Regions from separate parts of the Homo sapiens genome. Here region 1 is linked to region 2. Evidence: chromatin loops called from intact Hi-C (ENCODE). Cell type or tissue: heart left ventricle. All regions are shown on one strand.

The links. Hi-C counts contacts between places; a loop is a spot of excess contacts. Peaks named below come from ENCODE experiments on the same cell type or tissue, not always from the same donor. Only the 100,000 strongest peaks of a DNase experiment are listed, where the experiment ranks them.
Region 1: a loop joins it to region 2, with 4 times the contacts of the local background. A loop is called at or near these places in 4 of 110 quality-filtered maps.

What each region holds. Positions count from the first base shown.
Region 1 is chr7:136,935,494-136,943,493 of GRCh38, forward strand. The region is part of intron 2 of CHRM2 (cholinergic receptor muscarinic 2); the gene reads left to right. The region is part of intron 2 of LOC349160 (a long non-coding RNA gene); the gene reads right to left. It also overlaps the pseudogene KRT8P51. Among named protein-coding and RNA genes, the nearest start is that of MIR490, 36 kb to the left of the region's middle. RefSeq lists an enhancer at 543-712. In heart left ventricle, no CTCF peak of the experiment used is centred here; a DNase peak (open chromatin) is centred at 3,158; H3K4me3 peaks cover 782 bases; H3K27ac peaks cover 5,699 bases.
Region 2 is chr7:137,078,237-137,086,236 of GRCh38, forward strand. The region is part of intron 1 of LOC349160 (a long non-coding RNA gene); the gene reads right to left. Among named protein-coding and RNA genes, the nearest start is that of MIR490, 180 kb to the left of the region's middle. RefSeq lists a silencer at 2,738-2,930. In heart left ventricle, no CTCF peak of the experiment used is centred here; no DNase peak of the experiment used is centred here; H3K27ac peaks cover 4,581 bases.

The DNA.
Region 1 (8,000 bases), 140 kb before region 2:
AGAGGAAACGTTCAACAGCAGGAACTGATATTTACAAATTGTCTTGAACTCGAAATTGTCCTCGCTGGGAGCAGCTGTTTCCATTGGGAGCTGTTTTGGAACATACTGTTTGATTAAGTGGCCCCACTCTGCAATTCTCTCTTATTTTTATTGAGTTAAATTACACTGGAGGCACGGAGACTTCTTTAAACTCATAACATCTATTGTTATTTTTATTTAAAAGGATCATTACTCCATTAGGATTGTTACAGGTATTCATGGAAGTGTTCCCATCCTCTGAGAATATGAGAGACTTGTCTAGGTTAGAACAGGGAACAACTCATTTCCTTTTCACCTAAACCTTAGTCCTCTGGAAATCTTTTCTTTCCTGAGAAAACAGAAAAAACTTACACCAAAGTCAGAACCTCTACCATTAACTGTCAGTGATACTTACATTAAAAATACACTACAGTTCCTCCCATTGTCACTGCCTTACCAATGATATAACCCTTCCTCTACCTTTGGGAAAGTGGTGTTTAATTTAAATGTATATTGCAGCTTCACACTGATTATCTCATTTGGAACTCTTGTTAAAATTTATTTTTAAGATTCAAAAACTTGAATCTACCCAATCTATGTTTGGGTAGCGGAGATATTTTTCATCATCACTCTAGCACAAGATACAAAATAATTGTCTAAAGTACCAACATACATGAAATAATGTAGTTTTCCAATGCCATGTTCTCTCCTAACATCAAGCAAGTGGTTCACCGCTAATGTTACTGGTCTGGATAAAGCCTTTGCCTCTGATATACTTTAGATTAAAATATATAAATACTCAAATCAAGACACATGGAGCAAAAGGAATATTTTAAATTCCCCTTGATCTCTGAATTTCCCAAATTCAGGAACAAAGGGTAAAAACTACAAACGTCACAACACATTGTACTGTAGCTAGGTAGAATAGATGACTAATAGACACCTAAATGGTCTGTTAAATGACTAATGTAAAAATTGTCTTAAAATGAATGACATGATTGAAACTATAAATCCATCACAGCAGATCACAGATCAGTCACAGATAAATTGTTTAAGATCCAACTCCATGTTTGAGTCTGTGTGCATGTACATGTCTCTGTCTGAGTTTTGTATATGCTTAGAAATAAAGAACTAAAGTAATACAGACCTTAAGTACAAGTATCATTTTCTTTGTTTTTGCTTCTCCCAATTTTCTAAATTTTCTTTAATTACCTTGTGCTACTTTGTAATCAGAAACAAAATCAATTATAATTTTCAAATATTTTCAACATTTTAATAGGTTCTAATACATTTAGAATTTTCTTCTATATTACCCTTCTATGTTTCTACTTGCTTTCTTCACTAGTTGAAAAGACTCTAAATTAAGATGTCTCGATATAGCTGGAGACTTTGTGTTATTGTTCTCCAATAATCTGCTGAATTTTAGACAGACCAAGGTCATCCATGCCTTCAAATCTTAAGATCAAACCATTTGTATCAAACTAGTCAACATGAATAGAGTTTCTTATAAGCAAAGTGATTTAAACTAGGAGTACATTGTACTTCATTACATGCTGAATACTAATATATCTGAGTGTCTCTAGCCCCAAAGACAGAGAATTTGACTGGAATAAAAATAGGTAGTTTTCAATAATTTTTCTGATTTACTCAGGGATCTACAGGAAGAATGACATCGCTTTCAATAGCCGCATAAATTAAGTTATCCTTCCTGGTGACTTAAACACACAGGTTCAGGACAGTTAGAATAACAGCCAAAGTTAGAATTTGGGCTCTGACAAAAATTCCTTTTTCCTCACTCTAATTATTATATTTAAACAAGAAGTCAAACTGAATGTAAGAATTAATTTCAGAATTTAATGATTCTAATATGCAAATTATTTTTTCCTCAGTTTTTTTTGAATATTAATTATTTTTCTCAGATCTATATTGCATGTAGATTCAGTATATTATAGCACATTCAACACTTGATCGCCCTTTTTTATTTAACTAAAAATAAGATATGAGGCAATGACTGTAATCACATTAGAATCCAGCTCCCACAGTAGAGTCAGAGCAGTTTGAATTGATATTTGTGTCACTGTAAAAAACCGACTGCTTGTCACATCTACTGGTGTTAAACACAACATCTGGTTCAGTATAATTAGGTTTTCAAGTAAGTTGATGAGAAAATAAGCCTTGTGCACTTATCCAACTGGAGAAATATAAAGAATTTTCTTGTGATTGACATAAATATATGAGATAGATTTGAAAAAAATAGAGAATCACATCTTGAGATTTCCACGCTTTTGACACCGAACGTGACCATTACATATCACTTAGAAAGGGGAAACAGAACTCAAATTTTCTTTCACCACCAAACACACAGTCCATGATGACATTTTTTGCATGAGTTAGTGGAAGAGGGTCTCCTGTGGTTGGTCCTAATTGAGGGTTTGTATCAGAAAAAAAGAGCAATGAAGCCTGATGGCTTTGCTGATAGCAAGCGCAACCACACTGGCACAGACAGGACTCTGAAAGTAACTGAATCACTGAACGTAATGGTGTATGAGAGAGGGCAGGCATTTCTGGAGTTGGGAATTGGTCAGCTAGGGGAGATGAAGTTATGTGACCTGGCACTTGTCTCCTCTTCTTGTCAGGATCTGAATACTATCTCTGCCCACTCTTCTGGAAGAGTCCATCGCACAGCAGGTTACTTCTCACTCAGGGTACCTTTGTTACTGAATCTTTAGCTAATGGCTTCAGAAACTTTTAAAAGAAGAGTGCTTCAGCTGCCGCCTAAGGTTGTTGATGTAGCTCTCGAACATGTTGTCCATGTTGCTCCGAGTCGTCGTCTGCTGCTGCAGGAGGCTCCACTTGGTCTCCAGCATCTTGTTCTGCTGCTCCAGGAACCGTACCTTGTCTATGAAGGAGGCAAACTTCTTGTTGAGGGTCTTGATCTGCTCCTTCCCCTGGATGCGCACGGCCTGGATGTTGGGGTTCACCTCTAGGATAAGGGGGCTCAGCAGGCTCTGGTTGATTGACCGTGACTGCAGTGATCCCTCCCATGCCGCTGGCCCCACCATAGCCGCTGCCCAGGCCACCCCGAAAGCTGCTGCTGTCCACTCGGGAGAAGCTCGAGGAGCTCATGCGGGCACAGGGCCCACTCGTGCAGGAGCGGCTGCTGAAGGCCCAGGGGCCAGAGGTGGACACCTTGTAGGACTGTACCCCTCCTGCGCTGCCCCAGAGCCTGGGAGGGAGGCCGCCATGCAGTGTAGCACTGGGAACAGGAGACCCACCTGAAGCTCAGCCCTAGCCCTCAGCCCACCCGCAGGGGAGTTTACTACCTGGGGACCCCCCTTGCCGATGCCTCCAGCTACAAAGTTGCTTTTTTTTTGGTCCAAAATAAAACTTCAGCTAGCTCTGCCAAAAAAAAAAAAAAAAAAAAAAAAAAAAAAAAAAAAAAAAAAAAAAAAGAGTGCTTGTGTAGCCATCAAACATTAATATAATTCCAATTCTAAGAGGCAGGATAACTAGAGATTACTTTAGTGTAGGAAACCTTTGCTAGTCTCCTTTCATAACTTCATTCAGAAGTTATGTGCTAATTTCTGTTCCACTGGGCCATGCAGACATCAACCTACTTGTCCCCATGAGGAAGCAGTAGCAGAAGGGAAACTGCCACAGATGCTCCTTCCAAGGTAATATCAATCACCTCTTTTCCCTCTAAGAGAAGTAGTTTTGTTTTGATTTGGAAATAATTACTATTTTATGTCTCCTTTCCTAGGCTTACACAGGTGTGGAGCTATTTAACTTGAAATTTCATTCAGGGCTTTACTGGTTTTAACAGCAGTAATATGCACTTGAGATTAACAGACTTGAGCTCAAGTTCCAGTTCTAATGCCCCTTTTGGGATTTGGGAAATTAACCTCTTAAGCGTCAGTGTTTCTTTTTCTGCAAAGTAAGGATAATATTATTTACTCTGCCCAACTAATGGGTGGTTGCAAAGAGTAAAGAATTAAAAAAAATACACAAAAGGACTTTTTATATGTTAGCATTCTATGTATATGTTATTACTTTCCTCTTTACAATAAGATTCTGGGTTGGGATGTCAAGTTAATAATTTTAGATGTTCTTTAATTTGGCTCTAACAAAAAATAATTAAAATAAGTATAGTGGGACTTACTCTGTTTTTCAAGTGAAGAGACAGAGCTTTATGAAAATTAAATAAATTAAGGAAAAGTCACAAAGCTAATAGAGTGGATAGAATAAAGCACACATTTCAGTACATAAAAATGGACATTTGATGAAGCTTCACAGGAGCAAGTATGCTTGTAATGAAAATTAAATATTGTGAAATGCAAGAGGATTTATCTATATAAATTCATTGCCAGTTAAACAATTATATCCAGTGAATATTGATTGTATAACAATTTTAGTCTAGGAACAGCTTACTAGGTACGATTTTATTCTGTACTGGGTTCTTCAGCTTTGTAATACATTTCCTAATGATTCTGATGAAATCCTAATAAAAAGCAATATATTTGTGGATAAGAAGAGCTGAACAGGATAGTTTTAAAATTTAGAATCATAAATGTAAGCAACATCAGTAGGTTTAAATAATGAGCCAAAACTAAGTGGTATTTAAGTTAACAAGTACATTACCTGCTAAGTTTCAAACAACAAACTAAACAAGAAAAGAATATAGCAGTTTGTGTGAAAGAAGCACTTCATGCCACAGTAAAATTGATATATCAGTGGTGTGATTCAGATGCTGTAAAGCCATGGATACAATCTTCGACAGCTGCCCGTATTTGAAGCAGTACAGTATACTCGCGTTGAACAGATCAGAGAGGAAGCCTTCTGTAGTGATTAAAGACATAGACTCTGGAATTTGCTTGCCTGTTAAATACTGCCTTTGTGATTGTCTTCTAGTTGTGTGACTTTGGAAAGTTACTCAATCATCTTGTACCTTATGTCTTTGACTGTAGAATGGAGTCAATAGTAGTACATAACTTACTGAGTTATTGAGATTTAAGAGCATAGCCAAATGCTCAAAATGAGACATGGCCCAAAGTCAGTGGCCAGTAGAACTGTCAATATTAATTCTGAATCACAAACTAAGAAAAAGCACTTCCAACCTGAAATAGTAACAGACAAGGTAAGTAGGATGCATAAAAATAATATATATTGCTGTTTATTGAACATTGATTAAGCTCCAAACCACGAACAAAAGCATTTGTATTTAATCCTTTCAAAAATTCTGGGTGTTAGGTACTATTATTTTCCTTTTGCATATGAAGAAACTGTGAATTAGATAGGTTATATAACACAACCAATTAAGTATAGGTGTTTTCTTGGCTTTGAAATACCTTTACCTATTAAGTAATGCTTATTTGAGGATCAGCTGTCACAACTGGGGACATTTATCTTGGAAGAGCAGTGACCAAGTAAAAGCATACTGTCTCCTAACATTTGAAGGACTGTCAAGTACAACAGGGGCCTGACCTTGCCCAGCTAATAATGCAGTCCTACATAAAGATTCTAGAACAGGGTCCTAGTTCATCCCCTTATCTGCTGAGGCCTGGGTTTACTGCATTAACCTCTTATCTGAACTTCATACCACTAAGCTTTTCTTAGTACAATTCATCCTGCATCCTGTTATGAGATTAATTTTCCAAAAATACTACCGCTGTTATATCAGCCTCTAGCTTAAAACTCTTCAGTGCTTCTTCCATGGTATGCAGGACAAAGTCCAGATACCTTAACTTGGCATGCAAAATCTTTCATGATCTGGTTGCAACCCAAATCCAGAGTCATTACTTTTAGAACCAAAAGGTGCCTCAGACATAATGCTGTCCCATCCCATCAATATCAAATGAGAAAATAAATTTCCAAAATGTCACATGATTTATCAAGAACCTACAGCTAGTTAAGAGAAGAACATGGGTGAATAGCTAGATCTCTACACCATTATTATAAACAAGACATTCAAATCAACAATAATTGAAGTGAAGCAAAGTGCGTTGTCCTGCACAGCTCAGTGTTCTCCCCACATGGGTTTCTTTCACGCAGCCGAGAGAGAGGCTTATCTTTTCCTATCCTGTTATTAGTGTGTTGCTGTATTTTTCTTTGAACCTATAAATATGTCTGGACTGATCTTCTGAAACACATATATGTAACTACAGGCAAAGTCTAGTGAAATGCCACTGAGAATATCAGTGTCACTGAGCTTGTTTTGCTTTTTGCTTTTGTTTTATTATTTGTCATTGTTAACTTTGAGACTGTTGTAAGGGAGAAGAGGTATCCTTGTGGTAGTGGATGCTTCTGTTTAATTGCCAGGATATCTTCATGGTTGATAGTTTAGAGGGACAATTGTAGGGTCTGGAGTTAGACAGTTCAGTTTCAACACCTTGGCTCTGTCCAGTTCTAGCTATATGACCTGGGGCTAGTAAGTACACCTCTCTGAGTCTCTGTTTCCTAGGCCTCAACAGGAACTTTCTATCTTTTAGATGCTTGTGAGGTTTTATGAAAATAATGAACTGGAAACACCTGTTCAGCCTGTAGAGTTACAGCCACACCTCAAGAGGAAGTGGGGTACAAGGAGTCCAGCTATTCTTTGTAGCAGTCTTACTGTCAAACACCCAGTATAGGCCTTTGCACATTAACAGAGTAGGATAAAGACATGAAAAATGCAATATTTGAGGTCTGTTGTTTTTCTTTCGTTGGGAACCACTGTCATTTCTCTGAAGGTCCCCAACATTTGCAGCAGATGTGAAGCTCCAAGAAAACGCCCCCAGTCAAGCAAACCACAGCAAATGTTTTCTTAACTTCTTTATATACTGGAGAAAGCAAGATTTTGTGTCCTGGCAGCTTCCAGAAGCTCACCCTCCTCCTTCCCTTAGGAAGTGCTTCTGGCCACCTGTTCCCAAGGACCAGTGTTCATTCTATTACTAAAACCCAATCACAAGCAGGGCACCCCTGTAGGACTCAATTTTTAGAGTGCCTATTTTGAAAGATAAAACACATTTTTGTTAGGAGGCCCAGAGTGCTGTTCTCTCATTCTTTCAGAGCTTGCATTCTTTCTCTGTGATGTCTGGCATTTTTAGTTCTCCTCTTGTCCCTTTACCCTTTCATTTAACACATCACTCCTTGACAGAGGCTCACCTTCACTGTCAGGGAAGAATAACCCCAGGGCAGGCTGCTTCTCATCATCTTCTGTGGTGAAGAGGAAAGCAGAGAAATAATTTAGTTTTCCCATATCTCTTTATCCTCTTTGATTTTTCCCTTGCTTTGCTGGTTTCTAGACACTCACTGGGGTGGCCACAGACAATGCACAAGAGAATTTTTTTTTAATTTAGTTCTTTTCTTCTCTCTTTTCTTTTCTCTTCAAAATTTTTCTTTGTCCTTCGTATTATTTTCTAACCCCTTACTGTCAGAGTCTTCATTCTGTGCTAGGAATTGCGTATGGACTCACATTTCCATTTTAATCATAGCTTCCAAGGGTTGGAAGGGAAATTAGAGGTCAACAAGCCCAGCTCACACTGGGGCTCTGTCTTCAGCTCAAATAACAGTCAGCCATTTAGCCTTTCTTTGGATACCTCCAGTGTCAGGAAGCTCCCTGTTTTGCAGTGCAGCCCATCTCATTATGGGAGCACAACCATCATCAGAATTCTTGCTCATTTTTAGCTGTCATCTGCCTCCTGGTGACATCCAATCATTAGAGAGGTTGTCTTAGTAATGTCTCTGGAGCCGTACTGAATAAATCTATCACCTCCTAGACATGTTAGCTCTTCTCCTGTGCTCTTTTTATTCTGTGCCTTTAACTATTTCTGATATTGTATGGCTTCCTGCTTTGCCTTTAAGCTCTGGTGGAAACAACTTAGCTTACAACTGTTGTTTTCCTCCAAAATGTTGGAAACAAACAGAATAATAGGAACATAACTTTCTGTCACTGGAATAGCATTTTTGTTTCTTTTACTAATGCAGCCTAAGACCCTTTGCATTAT
Region 2 (8,000 bases):
AGATGTAGAGTGGAAATCGTTGGTCTTAAGACAGTTCCTCAGATTACCCCACAACCAATATGATGTTGAGAGTGCAATCAAGAGTCTGTATATATTCCTAGGACCCACCCAAAACCATGAAATCAGAATCACTGGAAATATATGTTTCTTAACAAAGTACAATAAGAGAGTCTTATGATCCATCCAAACTGAAAAAGGAAACCAGGCAGATTTGGTTGACTCTTGTTTTCCTGTTTCTATTCCCCTGAACAGATGAAGATCAAGAGGCATTCCCTACAACCTCAACAGAAACTCTTATTATTAAAGAAGACCACTCTACATGTGTGCATGCGCACACACACACACATACATACCCCACTAAGAATTAGAAGAACCTCCATTACCCCCATCAATTGCCTTCACTCTACATGTAGACAACATGTGAGAAGCAAAAGAGAGAACCATGAGATCACAGTCCTTAGGACATGTCCAGTGCTTGTGCTAAGACATTAATTCTCTTCCTTTCAAATAAGGAAATGGAGGGGTCTTTTCCCTTCCCCAAACCAAAGAAAAGAGATTTCAAAAATATCACTTGTCAAGACTACAAGTGCAAGACTACACGACTCAATTGCCAGTTGCTAAGAGGGCCTGGGACATTCTGCCAGTGTTGAGATCTATGAGGAAGAAATGGTGCTATAGGTTCAGCCAGATAGAGATCTCCCACAGGATGTGAGAGAACTGTGCAGCGTTCCATGCAAGTTTCAGCATGTTGACACTTGCTTCCTAAGACCATGAAGTGGCACTCAGTGTCAGGCAGAGGGATGGGAACTATGAGAAATCATGCAAGTGGCATCACTTCTCCACTCTTGCCAATCACAACCCTCAACACTAGAGGAGTTATACATTGATATAGGAAGATAATCTGGGTTCCAAGACAGAGCAAACCTCCTTGAGCCCTGCCTTCCTGCCCTTTCCCCTCCCAGGGATTGAAGGAGAGTGAAAGAGCATCCTGCCCACTCCAAGTATCTCAAGCCAAGGCCTACCTGGTACTAGTGGGAGAAAGGAAGATGACATTTAAGTGGGAGTGTGAAAGGTGTTTTAAACTGAATTTACATTAATTGAAACTGGCAGGAAAAGCCACAGAAGCTGCCAGTGGGTTGTTAAGGATAGAAAAAAAGTATTCGTTAAAATAAGTTTAAAAAAAAAGAGGAAAAATATAAAGAATACTTTTTCATATTAGTATCCTTGCTCAATATCCTGGTTACACACATAATATAGTCAGACATGACTATTCCTACCACATGTGAGTAAGGTACCAGTTCCAGATTCTCCAGTTACATAGAAATATTTAGGTCTGTAGCCCCAGATACTCAGGAGGCTGAGGCTGGAGGATCACTTGAACCCAGGAGGTTGAGGCTACAGTGAGCTGTGATCTTGCCACTGCACTCCAGCATAGGTGACAGAGCAACACCCTGTCTTAAGAAAAAGAAAAAAATATTTAGGTTACATACAAAGATGATTCAAAATAAGACTTACCTACAAGAAAGTTTGGATAATGTATCTGTAGCACAAAAATCAAGAATTTTGGAGGGAGTTGGTTTACATGCAATTCTGAATTTTTGTTTTGAAACAGGGTCTTTCTGCTGCCCAGGCTAGAGTGCAGTGGCAAGATTATGGCTCACTGCAGCCTCAACTTCCCAGGCTCTAGAAATCATCTCACTTTAGCCTCCAGAGCAACTGGGATTACAGGTGTGTGCCACCACGACAAAATATGCTTTTCTTTTCTTTGTTTTGTTTTTTGTTTTGTTTCGAGACAGGGTCTCACTCTGTGGCCCAGACTGGAGTGCAATGGCACCATCGCGGCACACCGCAACCTCTGCTTCCTAGGCTCAAGTGATTCTCCTGCCTCAGTCTCCTGAGTAGCTGAGATTACAGGCATAAGCCACCACACCTGACCAAGTTTTTCTTTTTTACATTTTTTGTAGAGATGGGGGTCTCACTATGTTGACCAGGCTGGACTCAAACTTCTGGGATTAAGTGATCCCCCCACCTAGACCTCCCAAAGTACTGGGACTATAGGCATGAGCCACATATCCAAATTTGTTAAACTGATAAATTCATCAGAATTTGTGAATTCTGATAAATTCACAAATTCTGATATACATTTATAAATTCTGATTAATTTTATTAGATTTAGCATATAATCGTACCATTAAGTATGTGGTTAAACTTAGCCTATGATCTTACCATTAAGTATGTGGTTAAAAAAACTATTATGGGCTAAAATCATGTTAAATGGAAAAATTTAGATATTTAGAGAGTTTATGTAACTCTAATCCTTACAAAAAGCAAATAATGTTGATGCAGCCGTTAAAAAGCAATGCAATCTTAGGCCAGGCCAATAAAAGTAGTTTGTAATTTCAACACAGGATTCATAGTCCCACTGCAGCCCAAACTAAGTGATCCCTCCCTGGGTAATCACATTTTAGGACAATCACGAACAGGTTGATTCTATCAACAGTAGAGTGACCAGACTAGTGAAGATTCTGAAGGCAATACCACATGTTGAGCAGATGAGGAAAACTCATGGGTTTAACTTAGGATCATAGTAGGACAATCATAACAGCTCTTTCATTGATTTGAAGGGTTGTCATATAGTAGAAAGGAAGTGCTGTCTTTTAATGCTCCAAAAAACAAGAACACAAAAAAAAGAAGTTAGCAAGGATGGCTGTAGGGTTGAACAAGCCTTCTTCCCCACAGTGGTGGTGGCAGTGGGCGTGTGCTAAGTTTCTCACGGCTGGGGTTTCCCAGCAAAGGCTCGCTGACCATCTGTCAGAGATGCAGCAGAAAGACTTCCTGCACCAGGTGGGAGAATCCAGTACATGATCCCCAGGTTTCCTGCCAGCTCTAAAAGCCTATGTTTCTAATTGGACCACATACACATGGCCTCCCTTCACCTTTCTCTCCCATAAATATGAAAAAATTCTTTTAGAACAATGTAAAGGTGGAACTTTGTTTCTATGTTAACACAAAAGGGAAAACGAAAACAGAGCATGATTCTCAAGGTGATCCAATCTATGATGGCATTATTCATGCGGTTGTGCTCCTTCACAGATTTTATTTTCCCCTTTTTCTTTCCTTTTCTTTATTCTTTGCTTGCCTTTTTTTTTATGGAGGAGGAGGAGGAGGAAAAGAAGACTGATCTGGAAATTGCAAGCTTCTATGATTACATGCATAGAAATCATATTTTGGTACACCACAAAATAGTGTCATGACTTTCTTTGTATATAAGTATTTCCATCAAAGTTAGTACGATAGATGGCATGTTTTGATTATTAGTGATTTTATATTTATTTGTATTCATGTGCCTCCATTGCTAAGGACATGTCTAGACCACTTTCAAAGTCTAGAACCTGGAATTCCTCAGTGCAACCTGTTTGGTTAAATGAATTGCAAATCAGCTTTATAAAACATATGTTTTTTTTCTTATTAGTATGTAAAAGTCTACAGATGCCTTAAAACATTTCATTCATGCCTAAATTGGCAGGAATTTTTTTATTCCTTTTGGTTAATACCCTTCTCCCTGGGGTTCATGCAGAACTAATGCCAAACTTACTCAATGTGGTTAGCTTATGTTTGTGCAACAAGCTTATCATCCACGATGAACACATGGCTTTTAGGCACAGAAATTAATCAGTGCTGGAGAGACACAGTGCTGGCATGGATTCCAGGCTGTCTGCTTGCATAAGCCTGCACTTGGGATCTATTACACAAAGCAGGATCCAGGATTACAGAGCACAGAATCCCAATCATAGATCTTTGCCAGCCTCAAACTTTGCAGAAAATGTCTAACTGTTTTTGGGGAAAAGAGTGAGAAATATGGGTGGATAGTTAAAATTGGGTTAGTAATATGCCTTTTATAGAGGGCTCATGTGAGATTCAAATAGAATATTACATGCAAAACACTTTAATAATGTATGCCTTTCTTCATTTAAAAAAAGGACTTGAAGTAGTTTACAGTGACACATAAATATGGCAAGGTACCATAAATTTGAAATAGATAAAGAAGAAAAAAGCACAGAGCCATTTAAGGTAGCCAAGAATGAGGCTAATGTAAGTCTTGCGTCCTTGTTCTTGCTTTTTGGCAAAATCAGATTTGATCATTTTATCAGTCAATATATGAAGATTTCAAATCAGTTCCATAGTGCCAATGTCCATATGATTAAATTGCTCAAGAGATGGACAGGTATTCCCTAGATTATGGTAGTAGGAAGTTTATTTTGTGAGTCTTCCAAAATAGAACACTGTCTATTACAGTGAACAACATATCCTTCTCAACAACTTAGTAACATTTTCAGAGCCCAACTATGCCATATTGTGATACATTCAAAGCCATCCTGGAAGATTCAATAATCCACACAAGGTTCACAGCTCTCTGCTGATTTGTCTTCATCCAGAATGGCAAGTACAAGGAATAATGAACTGGTTGCTGTGAAAGCATTTTATAAATTGCAGAACAGTATGTAAATGCAAGGCATAATAATTTTCATTATCCTCTTGACTTTGAAAGCCAGGTGGTGAACTTGACACTTAAGTAATCCCCAACAGGAAACCTAAAATACTAACAACAAAGAAGACGACTATAAGAAATCTTATCTTCCTTTTGTTTCTGTTTTGCTGGTTAACGCTTTTCCTTTCAAATAGGTATGACAGTTGCACATTAGTATCTAAACTGGGAGATCAATCAGTGATTGTTCAATTTGTGGAAAAGTAATTGTGGATTTTGCCATCCTTTTTTTTTTTTTTTTTTCTGAGACAGAGTTTTTCTCTTATTGCCCAGACTGGAGTGCAATGGCGTGATCTCGGCTCACCACAAACTCCACCTCCCAGGTTCAAGCAATTCTCCTGCCTCAGCCTCCCGAGTAGCTGGGATTACAGGCATGAGCCACCACGCCTGGCTAATTTTTTATTTTTAGTAGAGATAGGGTTAATTCCATGTTGTCAGGCTGGTCTTGAACTCCTGACCTAAGGTGATCCACCTGCCTCGGCCTCCCAAAGTGCTGGGATTACAGGCATGAGCCACCACTCCTGGCCGGATTTTGCCATTACTTTTAATGGCAAAACCACGATTATTTTTGCACCAACCAAATACAAACATCCTCTAAGGTAATGACTCTCTGAACTTACTGGATTTCCTGCCTATCGTAGACAGGCAGATTCTCATAGTAGGGAGAGATGATTTACTCATGCAACAAAAACACAACATGAAAAATCTAAAATATCAAATAATTTAAAATGTTATTTGCATATTTGAATGTGGGTATATGTAATATTTTAGAAAGCACCAGTAATTCAAACCAAAGACAGATACTGCGTAATGACATAAAAACTGACCTCTGCTATCAAAGTCTTTTGTTACAACTTCCTACTGAAAATGGTCTTTGTTACATTGAGTTTAACCCAAAATACATCTATCTGGCTCCAGTATCTTCCCTCTCTAAAGATACTATCTATTTTGCTCTCCCATTTATGAGGGGCAGAACAGAAGAGTTTTGTTTTGACACTTTTAGTTTATTAATAGTTTAGTTTTAAATTTAAAGTAACCGCCTTAAAAAATAAATAAAATAACTTTCTTGATTCCTGAATAGACAGAGAAACAAGAAATGTTTCTTAATTATTGATTAAATATTCTTCAGTCTCTACTATGAACCACAATTTCTTGTCATCACAGAAAACAATAATATTAAAAATAATGAAAACAATTTTGGACAGTTTACTCAGCCAGGCACCATGCTAAGTTCTTTATATGCATTACCTCATACTATCATCATGGCAGCCCTATGAAACTACCTGGGATCATTTCCATTTCACATATAAAAAATTAATTCCCAGAGACACTAAATAACTTTCCCAAGGCTACAAAGCTAGTTAGCTGCAAAGTTAGCAGTGCAGGTATATTGTGATTCGGGAGTCCAAGTTTTGAACTACAACAATATAGAGGTTTATTGCTTCCTGGCATAAACCCAGGAACAAATAGAGAGGCACAATGCATAAGTGGTAGGACATGAAGAAACAGAGGGGTAAAAGTATTTTGAGGCAGGACAGCAATTCCAGTATTCTTGGATTATAAAAGGATTTCGTGAAGGAAATTTCAGCCAAGTCCCAAAGAAGATACAAGACTTACTCTTCTGAAACAGCAGTGAGGAAGAAGGAAAGGGTATCCCAGATAGAGCAAACAGCATATTTCTACCATGCCTATAGACTAGATCTAAATTCAGCATAAAATACAGTACAGACAGTGGTAATGTGAAAAAGAGAAGCTAAACATTTCATTGTCTGTAAAGAAATTTAATGCATCATAAACATAATCATTGAAAACAAAACATAAGTCCACTAGTGAGAAAAATAAGAGGACATTTGATTATACTGAGATCTGGAGGCATAAATCATATTTAATTATTGTTCTCTTCTAGGATGTATATTACACATTGCTCTATTCTCCAGAGAGCTTAAAGGGCCTTCAAGGACTTTCTCACCTCCATCAGCTTATCCCCCAGTTTTATTTAGTAGTCTTATCCACTGACACTTGAAATATTGTTCTAATTAAAGCATCGGCTCTTTAGGGGTGCTGTGAAATTTCTCCTGGAAACACGCCCTCTTGTCTTTCTCATCATGAAACCAGGAAAAAGCTTGACGGACTCATCAAGTTTTGGGTCTCTTTAAAGCCTCTAGCAATTCATACCATAATCTTTCCTATGAATGATTGTCAGATATGGGATTATAAATCACCATGCTAGACCTAAAGGTTAGCTTTTTCAGCATTTTTTATGCTTTTCAAAATTTCCATAAGAAAATAAATGCTGAAGGATCAGCAAGCTAAACAGCTTGGACACCCACTGCTGCCACACAGGCGTGTGAAATGCCTCCATCTGACTCAGAATTAGAGATGTAAAATTGTCATCCAGCTCTGGAGTTGGAACTTGGCATTAAAAGTATTTATAACGTGTGTGAGTAGAAACTGTGGGCTTGGAAAATCACTGCTGGAAAACTGGAATTCTTAAAAGAAATTCTAACAAGCTAAAAGGGTTCTGGGCAGAATATGTAAATATGGAGGAAATAGTCCATCTGCTGGGATATCTCCCAATTACCTAAATATAGTAATAGCTATATTAGTCAAGAATGAATAATACCTTGTATGCTTATTTACACAGAAAAAGAATTCTATGTTTTATCTCGTGCTATTTTACACTGTTGAAATGCAATTCTTACTTTTCCTCTTATCAGTTGCCACCCTTTTATATTGACATATACCACAAATTAATTTATTCATTTAAGAAATATTTGTGACTACCATGAAGCAGGCAAACTCCTTAAAAGGGTGAGTACAATTTTGAAAATTGTGAAGACCCTAGAGTGGGACAGATATTGGTATATTCAAGAACACTGAAAAGAATCCCATGTCATTGTTTCTGCTTTAGTATTGGAAAGATTGTCATGAAATAAGGCCAATGAAGAGCAGAGCTAGATCTTAACAGCTGAATTCCTGTGTGGCTATCCTTACCTTTCAGGCATGTAACCCTTGAGACAAAATATAACCTGTTAATTAAGATAAAAATGTTTAAAGATTTTTTTAAGCTAAAAGTGAGAAGTTCTATCAAAATCCTGGTTGTTTTACATATACTTTTCCAATCAATTACATTTCAGATTTTGATTTACATTTAGAATGAATGTAATTTTGAAAATAAATAGTCATCTTTGCATGGTATAAGAGAGATGGCTATTCCTGTCATGGTGAGTTAGATCAAACATCACTAGGATTTTCAATTCAATATTTGAAGAACAATATACAGTGGCTAATTTTTTTTCCTTGGCAGTCAAACTTTTATATGGCCAAATAAGGTAATTTAAAATAAAACAGCCAATTACCACTTCTATCATTTCATAAAATGAAGGATAATTTTACAACAAGATTGGGAATGGTATTTGTATTAGTCAATTCTCATGCTGCTATAAAGAACTGC